2 separate regions of the Homo sapiens genome follow, and region 2 is linked to region 1. Evidence: read pairs that join two places in POLR2A ChIA-PET (ENCODE). Cell type or tissue: A673. All regions are shown on one strand. Links, peaks and the distances in the headings refer to the core of each region. The heading gives the core; the rest is flanking DNA. Region 1 overlaps LOC145845 (a long non-coding RNA gene). Region 2 overlaps MEIS2 (Meis homeobox 2).

The links. Peaks named below come from ENCODE experiments on the same cell type or tissue, not always from the same donor. Only the 100,000 strongest peaks of a DNase experiment are listed, where the experiment ranks them.
Region 2: POLR2A ChIA-PET joins it to region 1 with 7 read pairs; 3 of 35 experiments call an interaction of 5 or more read pairs at or near these places.

What each region holds. Positions count from the first base shown.
Region 1 is chr15:36,868,334-36,873,720 of GRCh38, forward strand. LOC145845 (a long non-coding RNA gene) reads right to left here. Exons shown (of 7, transcript NR_024264.1): 6 at 411-506. Among named protein-coding and RNA genes, the nearest start is that of MIR8063, 100 kb to the right of the region's middle. In A673, for the core only: no CTCF peak of the experiment used is centred there; no DNase peak of the experiment used is centred there.
Region 2 is chr15:36,923,659-36,929,045 of GRCh38, forward strand. The region is part of intron 9 of MEIS2 (Meis homeobox 2); the gene reads right to left. Among named protein-coding and RNA genes, the nearest start is that of MIR8063, 47 kb to the right of the region's middle. In A673, for the core only: no CTCF peak of the experiment used is centred there; a DNase peak (open chromatin) is centred at 2,233.

The sequences.
Region 1 (5,387 bases), core at 266-5,265:
GTCTTGAACTCCTGACCTCCGGTAATCCACCCGCCTCAGCCTCCCAAAGTGCTGGGATTACAGGCATGAGCCACTGTGCCCGGCCACATCCCGCTAATTTTGTGTGTGTGTGTGTGTGTGTGTTTTTCTTGTTTTTTTTTTTTTTTTTTTTTTTGCAGAGACAGGGTTTCACCATGTTGCCCAGGCTCGGGAAATGGTGATTTTTTTTAAACTTCATTATTCCCTCTATATTAGCTGGCTTACTACTGTAAAAGCAAGAGCTTTCTCTTCTTATTTATTTATCTATTTATTATTATAGACTCACGGATTCCTGTTCTTTTTTTTTTGGATTCCTGTTCTATTCAGTAGACAATAATCCATTACTTCCTTATTTATTTTGATGGAAGCCTCTTCAAGCTGGCTTCATGTACCTTTTGACAGGCCTTCATATTTTTGGGAGCACTTCCTCACTTTCAGGCACTGAAGATATTCCAAGCTCATAACTTTTCCTGCTCCAGCCATGAAATCTGTAGGGTATATTTTAAACACTTTATAAATAAATAATTTCCCAATAAACCTACAGGATATGTACTATTAGCATTCCCATTATACAGATGAAGGGATTAAGACACAGAAAGGTTAAATAAATACTCCTAAGTCATAGCCTTATTAAATGGTGAAGTCAAATTGTTATTGCCTCCAATCTTGTGCCCACTCTCACTCCCCAGCCCCAGCCAAATTTATTCTCCACAAAGTTAACAGAATGATGGATCTCAAATGCAAACACTGAATCTCTACCACGCAGCAATACCTTAGTACCTGGTATTCACGCATTAACTACTTGTTGAAGTGAATTGGTTTAAACTGACAAAGAACTAATGAATAAATCATATTCCCACTTTCTCCTTTGCCATCTTTCAGTTATCTGGCCCAAGGATCATAAAAGAAATTCCTAGAATGAAATGGGAAGAGAAAGTGAGGATGTTGTCATACCTTTTAGGACTGACGTAAAGATCCCTCTTTTGATATCTGTCACTATGGCCAGTCTGGATCTACTTATCCCCTCTGCATAGAAGAGGAAACTTCCACCTCTCCATCTGAAATGCTGATGTAACAATCTCTCATTATACTCTCCTACATTCTCCTAACTCTGAGAACCTTTAGCTTCTTTTCTCCAAGAAAATATATAGCCCTTATGTCCCTAAATTTACACTCAGCCTGTCACCCACTTTGTGTCTTCATTTCCTTCTTTATCTAACTTAGACCCAATGGTTTATTAGCTCAAATACTCCCAAACATGTAGTCTTAACTTCCAAACTCTTGTTACCCTGCAAACTCTCAGATCTAGAAGAACCCAAGCATCTCACTCCCTCACTGAAATTGCTGAGCACTTTTGGAGAAAATTACACAATGATATGGATGGTTGGCACCACAAATCTCCCTTGGCAAGGTTCAGCAATCTTATGACCTGATCTTGATCAGCTCCCTCTCCTATTCCCCTCAACAATGATTTTAAGCTTTTGCCTCTCTCTTTATGGCCTTTCCCTACCATCCCCTTTCTCTGAGTGCCTCCTACAACTGGGAGAAAATCCAGTGTATCAAGCAGCATCCACATTATTTTCTCAGCCCCACACCACCATTTAATCCATATGTATGCCTGCCTTTACTTTCCTCTTTATGTCTCATTGAGGAGGTGACTTTTAACTTTTATAGAACTTAGCTTATGCTCTAAATCCCAGCCTCTCCTACAACCCTCTAATATTCTTTCATTAATTTCTTTTCTCTTTTTCTATATCGTTAATCTCCATTAATTTATGTCTTCTATTTTATTGCTTTATCTTTAAATATATAAGCTCAGTTCTTTCATCTTAGAAAGCAAAACATGCCCTGATCCTACATCTTCCCTTTATCTACTGTCATATTGCTTTTTTTCCATGACTAAGATTCTTCAAATTAGTTTACACCCACTGCCTTCACTTTCTCACCTCCCTTTTGTTCCTAACCCACTTCAATCTTCATCTACCCATGCCTTGCCACTGAAACTGCCTTCTCTGAAGTCATCCATGACCTCTTAGTTGCTAAATCCAATGGGCATTTTTCAGGCCTTATATTTTTTGACTTCTCCCTCCCTCCCTTCATCTTCTTTTACCTTCAAAAATATTGGTTAGACATTGGGGATACCATAGTGAACCCAAGATACCAGACCTTGTCACCATGGAACACATAGTCTAGCTGGGGAAACAGACATTAAACCAATCATGACATAATTAACTATTAATGAAGTATAACTGTGATAATGATGCAAAGAAAATTTAAATGTTATTATGAGAATAGAGAATGTAGCTTAATCTAGAGGGGAAATGGTCAAGAAAAATTCTCCTGCAGAAGTGGCATTTAAACTGAGATCTGAGAAATGAATAGCAGTTAGCTAAGTTACAGATGGGGGACAGTGGAGGAAAGAAGAACCTTCCAGACCGAGGAAACAGAATGTGCAAAAGCTCTGAGGTAGGACGAGGCTATACTATTTGAACAATGTAATGGTGGACAACATGACTGGATTAAAGAGAATAAGGGGATTCCAGATGGGGCTGAAGATCGGGGGACAGAAGTGAAATCAGTCAAGGCCTTAGAACATTTTAAGAAATGTGGACTTTATCTTAAGAATGGTGGTGGGTTTCCATCAAAGGATTTTGAATAGGAATATGAAGAGATCAGATTTGGCTCCAGAACCCCCAATGGTGAAGTCCAAATAAAACTAGGGTGGTGGCAGCTGAAACAGAGAGAAACATATGGGTTAAAGATGCATTTAGGGGCATAATTATTAGGCCTTGGAAATTTATTGGATTTGATACCACTTGTGGAGGCATTGGGGATGAAGAAAAGAAAAATAAATATCAAGGATAAAACCCAATCTCTAGCACAAGCAACTGGGTGGATGGTAATACCATTTACCAAGACAGTGAACACAGGAGAAGGTGTTTCCTCAGGGGTGAAGATCACGAGTTTAGGGTGCCTCTTGACCTATAGAGATGTCTACTGGAGAACTGAATGTATAGGTCTAAAGCTCAAATGTAGGTTCTAGGCCAAAAATAGAAAACTGGGGAATCGTCAGCCAATGAAGGGTAACTGAAGCCAAAGGACTCTATAAGATTGACTGTGGGGAAATGGAAGAGTGAAGAGGGAGAAGTCACATGTCTACTCAGTCACACATACCCTCTGACCTCCAGCCAGGCTTAACTACCAGTTTTCTGTATGGCCTTATCTTTCTCTCTTTTTTGTTTTTGTTTGTTTGTTTGTTTCTTTACACATACTATTTCCTCCTGTCATGCCTTTCTCCTCACCTCTGCCTTAATTCTTATTTATTCCTCAAGACAGTTCAGGTGCCAGTTCCTCTACAAAGCTTTTCCTTCTCTTCCCCTGGTCACGTAGTTGCCTCCCATTCATTAGATGTTGCTTCTATCAGGTCTTATAATTCCCCAAAGATATCTGTAAAATAGCAGTTATTACACTGTAATGTAATGTTAGTCACCCTGCTAGACTGTAAATGTCTTGAACACAGAACTCTACTTATATCTCATTGAGTCTCAGGGCCTAGCACAGGGCCAGGCACATAATATTTCTCAATGTGTACTTGAAAGGAAGCAAAAAGATTCTTCTAGGAAAAGTTTCCTATGTGAGTCATAGAATTCCTGACTATTAAAGCCAGAATGGACCTTGGATATTTTCTACTCCAACCTATTTTGCAGGTGAGGAAACTGAGGCCCAATTACAGAGCTAATAAGTGGGAAACAATATTTAGAATCCAGTTTTCCTGGCTCTCAGCATAGTGGTCTTCCCATTACCTAATAACCAACAAACCCATTGAGTAAGCTATTTACTCAATGACTTGCCCATGAAAATGTATGCTGTGTGGGTCTTTTTCAAACATGGAATATTAAATGATAACTATACAGATGCGAATATACAAGCAATTAAAGTGACCTACACAATATAGAACAAATGGAGAATCTAAACTAACAGAAGTGTTGAATTCTTATATGATTAATAAAAGTAGAAGATGTTAAAATTTTATGAATTGTTCACATGAGGTCCTGTCTAAGCTTAGGGGTAGGGGTGGTATAGGATGTTAACTATCCCATTAACAATAATAACTGGTATTTATTGACTGCTCACCATGAGCCAAGTACTAGGATAAATTTCATCATTCATTAATTCCTTTGGTGAGCATGTGAAAGCCCTATGAGAAGTTTGGAAGTGTGAGTTTGCCTAGGGTCGTGTAGCTGATGAGAGGCTGAGCCAGCATTGCGACCCAGACTGTCTGACTGTAAAGTGATGTGTGAAGCTGCTGAGCTCTCCTGCCTTCATTATTTAAACCTGTGTGTACTCCCTCCACTTAGGCAGCTCTGGTTGCCACCTTCTTCTCTTTGCCAGTCTCTTTTAAAAAGGTTAAAAGGGGAAGAGTTGTCCAAAGTCATCCCTAGTTGACAGAAAATAAGTGAAATAAACTATTCTCTCTTTCCCAACCATCTACTTGGATCTGAAAAAAATATTTAAATGAAAAGATAAAAATGTGTTACACATTCATAAGCTAGGTTCCATTATATTTGGTTTTTTATTAAAAAAAAGAATATATCATGGTGCCCTTTCTATTTGTCTGTGTTTCCCTGTAGTTTTTGGTGTTGGTGCTCTTGGATTATAAACTCTAGATGGCAGTGATTAAGTTAAAGTTTTGTGCGGTCTCTGGACCATGGTATGTATATTGCATAATACATAATAAACACTATTTGTAATTATAATAAGGGTGAGTCTGGAAGCGGTAAACAAGGGTATAAAATACATCTTCCTTATGGTTATTATTCCATTTATATGAGAAGTCCACTAAATTCACTGAACCATATCAGGCCACATCTGTTTGAAAACCTACCAGTTTTTACGAACATTAAATAAAACTGGTTAGACTTAATGACCATTTATCATATTCATACAAAAATCATGAAATGGAAACTTAGCAGAGAGGAGGCCATTGATAAAGAAAAAAAGTTTTAAACACCAACAGGTTTGATATATTATTTTTTATATTTAAAAAAGTCAAGTATCGGCTATTTTTGCTCCAGAACTTTCTGTAATTGGCGGGTCTTTTACTTTTGCTGTTGTTTTCTTTCTTGCCTGAGTATTAACCTAAGTAGCATAGATTCAGAAAACATGCCCAAAATATTTATACATGTATTTTCTCATGAAAGTTAGATATTTGAACCTTAAGAGAAATAGCTTGGATGAAAAATTTTACCACAGGGAGAAACAGCAAACAGCCTTAAACAGAATCAAGATAAAGCTGGGGGAGGTGTTGGCTGGGAAGAGGGGGAGGTGACAGGAAATGAAAAAAGTTCTCCCAGTTTCATTTTATAGGT
Region 2 (5,387 bases), core at 168-5,167, 55 kb after region 1:
GCAGAGAAAGAGAGAGAAGAAAACACAAACAAAAGTCTTTCCTCACTGAGTCCTGTCAGTTTCCCCCAGCATGTAAAAGGTCCTGTCCCAAATTCCCTCCCATGCGTTCTAGAGGCTCTCCTTTTGTTCACCTTGACACACTCAAAAGGGAAGCACAAAATACCGTAGCTGTTTTAAACAGCAAGCCATGCCATGTCACCTCCCTCCATACAGGTTTGGCTGAAACATCTGTGGGAAAAGGGGCTGCAGAGAATTCAGTGAAACGTAAGCAATGAGAAAACCTTTCTATCCTCTTCAATTACTAAAAAATGGGAAAGGAGCATCATTTTCAAAGGAACAAATGCTACACAAGACATGCCCTTTAAATCCTTTTTAAGGTTCTGTGACCTGTGAAACTATCTGCAATATCAGCAGGAGAAAGCCCTTTCCAGAACAAATGCCCATGTTTTATGTGTACTGTATTTGCTAATCATTACTTCATAAGCAAGAGTAGATATACAGTGGGCTATAAATAATGGCGGGAATATAAAAGTGAATTGATCTGTCTGGCTATCTAGTAATACTCCTGGCACAAGACCAGTCTTGAATGGCTGCCAACTACCACAGAGCCAGCCAGTGATTTGTCTGGGGGTCCTGCCCTGTCAGGCAGAAAACAGTCTTAAAGCTGAACTCCCACCACTGTGTGCACGGCTGAGATCGCGGTCATGAACATTTCTTGCAGAGTTCCCTTTCACCAAATCAGTCCAAAAACCACTTAAAAATTTTGTCAGAAAAGAAAGCAGAGAAAACAATAGAACCAAACCAAAGTTTAAAATTCATAAAGACCTTAAGAATCCAAGCTGGGGTCATGAGAGAAAAATATGAAATACACATAGGCAGCCAACCTGAATTATAAAGGGCGCCAGTGAGGACTGGCCTGTCGTCCCAAAGGTTATGAGAGTTAACTACATAGACTTGCCGCGAACCTCAAAGCATACGAGGCACCGAACTTGACCATGACTGGCTGTGAGCTTACGGGAGCGGACCTGCTGGGACTTTCCCATGGAATCAATCCCTGCACAATTCTGGACATTTTAGCATCTAGGCCCCACAAATCGGGTCAGTCTCAACTCCAAATGGATGAGTTTCCCTGACAAAGAAGTGGGGTGTCTCCGCAGCAAGTGTGACAACCAGAAATATTTCTAATCAATCTCTCTTGCAAACGGAGATACAGTTATGGATTGATCATCACCTTCCTTAATTTCCTCTCAGGCTCCCACCTTCACCCCATCCTCCCTTCTGGAGTAGGTGAGTCTGATGCCAGAACTGGTGGCCTGAACTACTTCTTCCTGCGCATCAGCACTGCAAGACCGCCCGGGCAGCACACTCACCTCGGGACGCCTTGCAGGGATGCAGTGACTGTCTGGCACTGTTTCTTGTATCCCTCAAGGCTGTCTCCCAAGTTCTTTGTAAGGGCAGCCCTAGCTCAAAAAAACAAAAACAAAAACAAAACAGGAACAGAAAGAAAAAGAGAAAAAGAAAAGTAAAAAAGGAGAAAAAAAGAGAAAGTCCTATCAAATGATGAGCTCAATTCCAGCCTTGCTAGGTGCACTTGACTCCCAGCCTCAGGCAGATGAGGGCTCCGCCTGAGTGTTTATTATACATGGGCAACGTCCTTACGAAGAGATAAAGTAACAGAGAAGGCTTTCATGAAGATGGAGGGGCGCACCCTGTGAATCAAGAAGTTGCTAATTATTTAAGGATTGGCAAGTTGAATTTCCTCAAAGTGATGCACGTTTATGGCTCAGAGACCACACAAGGGTGAGGCGGCTGCTTTGTTTGGATATTTTTTCATTTTTTTTTATTGAATTTCATAAATACCAACCAAATTCAAACAAAACTGATTTAGATTTCACCTCGTCACTTAAAATATATTTTGTCGAGTACAGTCTGTGCAGTAATCCTCTGCTATACTTTAATTTGGTTTTAATTTTATAGGCCCTGTTTTAACTGCATATTTCCAGACCTTTATTTCTCTCACAGCTCTTAGCAAAATGGTAGCTCATAAACACAAGCTCTGCTGTATAGACTTTGCATTTCATCCCAAAGTATTTCCTTTTTTATAGCCGTGGTCTTTCCATCTTAGTGCTGTGAGCTTGGGTCACAAATCTCTCTGCTATTCCAGTGTGTGACATCTTCGCTCGTTTGCCGCTGCTCATTAACAAACAATACTGCTGTGAAATTGGTTTAATGACAAAGTAATAAAATTGCTATTCTGCTCACAGATTGCCTGAGGCACTTTGAGCTCCTACAAGGCTTACTGTGGGTGCCAAGATACATTAAGCTGCTTATTCGTAAAAACTGCATCATCCGTTTTTTCACAGGTTTTTTCCCTTTCCTATCCAGCCCCGCTTCTTTTTATCTTCAAATAAAAAGATATATTTGCTTATGTTCTTCCAGGCTGTCAAATTTTTACTTGCATGCATATTTCTGGAAAATGAAAGTATATTTCATTTCCTTTTTTTTTTTTTCTTGAAAGGTCACTCTGTCCCTACTACAAGGTTGTCCCTGGACAGAACACCTACTGCATACAACATTAAAGCAGACTTATTTTTGTACATTATGTAAGTCAGAGCCAGGGTCGTTGGAACCTATTTTGGGAGAGCAAGGGAATGAAACTATTTATGGAATGGTTTTACCTTTTCAAAAAAACAAGGTTTGGAGAATCCTTACAATTTCTCTCTTCACATTAAAACTGAAAATTTTAGATGAAAACAACCCACACGACTCTGGTGGTGACTATTCACATTAATATTTTATGAATAATAAAATACGTCTGCATTAAAGCAAAAATCTTCAGCAGGCACCTGTTTTCCATAATGAATTACATGTTCTGGGAAAGTAGCCTTTTTCCATTTGTCTAATGCCCATCCAGACCTGAAGATTTACTGCTGCAAGACAATGGGGAAATAACCCAATTGCGGTTTGACAGGTGGGCAGGTCTTGATAATTATGGCCAGACATCTTAACACTGTGCAACTGATGTAAATAAACATCCAAAGCACAGATCAATATTGCTTTCCTACTTTTGCATTTTGAACAACACATGCTAGCAATTTACATCCTTTCTCTCTTTCTGGCTGATTGGAAAGGCTGCATTCATTTAAACACATTGCATGCGTGCACACACTCCACATATTTCATTTAAAAGTATTCAATACACCCCAACAGCCAGGACTGTACTTTATAATCACATTATAGTCACCTGCTGGTATATTTCTATTAATTATGTAAACGGATATCTCAAGAGCTCCAAAAAGCATCTGAATTGGCCATTTGAATACCTGCAATACCTGGATGATAAATTTAAGGGAAACACGAACCAGGTTGGCAAAAATACAAACTGTCCAGAATTTGGGCATCTTTTCTTCCTACCGATGTGCTTGGCATTCTTTACAATTTCATGAACTGTAGGTGCTTCCTCTTCTACATGCATCTGACCTCATAAATCTCAGCAACTGGAGATTTTATTACAGCAGCCAAAAGATTTGCAAGGCCTGCCAATCCTGCTGAGAGGCTAGCCCCCCTGAAGATGAGAGAGGGTCTGATGAGTGATGATGGGGGGGTCTGATGTAAGGGAGCATATAAACCAGGGGTACAGAAATAAGTGGCCTGAGGAAGCAAGGTGAACTGTTTCCACAGAGAGGATCTGAGGGAGGCAGGTAGAGAACCTGGAAAAAAGGCAAGAATGGGCAGAAGGAAACGAAGGAAGGAAGGGCTCTGATGGGAAAATAAGGTGAAAGGAAAAAAAGAAACTAACGCAAAGTGGGATTACCATAAAATAACATCTACATGTTGTTTATTCTCATCTTCAGACCTTGTTAATCTTTGAAAGGAGATGTTATGTACTGTTTCAAGAGCCCTGTATGAGTTCATTAGATGTGTTGCTTCTCTCACAGCATCTTGACGTTAACACCTTTTTCTTTTTTTAAATCTTTAAGAAATATGACAGTCGGAGGGATGAGAAAACGTGTTTCTATTTTAATATAAGAAACAATAGACTATAGAGGAAGTGACCAAGGAAACTCTCTCTGGGATGTAATGTTAACTTAAATCTCTGAAAATAATGTCTGTTCCCTTCTCTACATGTGTTAGGATGTCCACAATAAGTCATTTTCTCTGTATTTAGAAGCCTGTAATAGATCCTGTCAGCTGTTTGTACCTCAATGGTACACATTATAAAACTCAGGTATTTAAATTTAAATATTTGATAAATAACATAAATAAACAAATGCTTAGAGGAAGGAAAAAATACTGCTGAAAAAAATATTTACAGCCGGCCAAGATTTCTGGTTTTCATGACCATTTTGCTGTGACATAAACCACCATCATTTAGAAGCCATGAAGTGCTCAAATTACCAGAGGCATTTGTCTTTATTTTCAGAATGCCTCTGTGAAAATACTCCAGCATCAAAAGCATTAAAAATCTTATGAAAAACAAAAACGTTGCATAATAGTAAGATGAACTATTTGCAGAAAGGGAGTATGAAATTCCTGAAATTCACTTTCTGTGCTATCTGTTAAATAATGCTATTTATTAATCTCCTACCATATGCAGAAAAATGTACAGGGTTTTTCCAGGAATAGACGGAGAACAGAAAATGTGACATAACAACAATTAAAACAACAACAGTAACAAGAGTTACTTTTTGGAGCTCCTACCAACTGTCATACAGTTCTCACAGTAATATTCTGAATCAAAATCATTATCCCAGTTTGATGGATGAGGAAGCTGAGGGACCAAGTTCAGGTCCAAACCGATAGTTAATAGTGAGGCCAGATGCAAACTCACATCCTTTATGTTCCAAAATCTCTCCTTTCTACTGTATCCTACTGCCTCTTCATAAGAAGTGATTTAAGAAAAAGTACCAAATACTACCTGTGTGTGTATGCAAACTATTCTTCTAAGTAATGTCAGAGAGTTTATGTACCCTCTGTTACCTAATCTTGTATATAAGTGGAGATTTAAAAAGATGTGACCCATATTTGAGAAGAGTCTTCTGAGGAACAATTAGATAACATAGAAGAGTACTTAGATATTTTTTAAAGAATGGTATGATTAGAACACAGTCAATATTGTTTTTCTTGGCTTAGTTAGAACCAATTGAAAATAGTATCTTCTATCTTCCCCTGTGGGCCAATTCCTTCATTCTGGATGGCTGAGGACTGCACCATTAACCCTCATACGCTCTTGGAAAATGAGTGGCACTGCTTATAAAAAAAGATCAAAAAAAGAAAGAAGGGAAAGAAAGAAAAGCAAAATAAAATAACTCACAGTTCATGTCTAAATGATCATAGATTATTCCATTATAAACATTTTAAATAAAAACAAACAATAACTAATTATA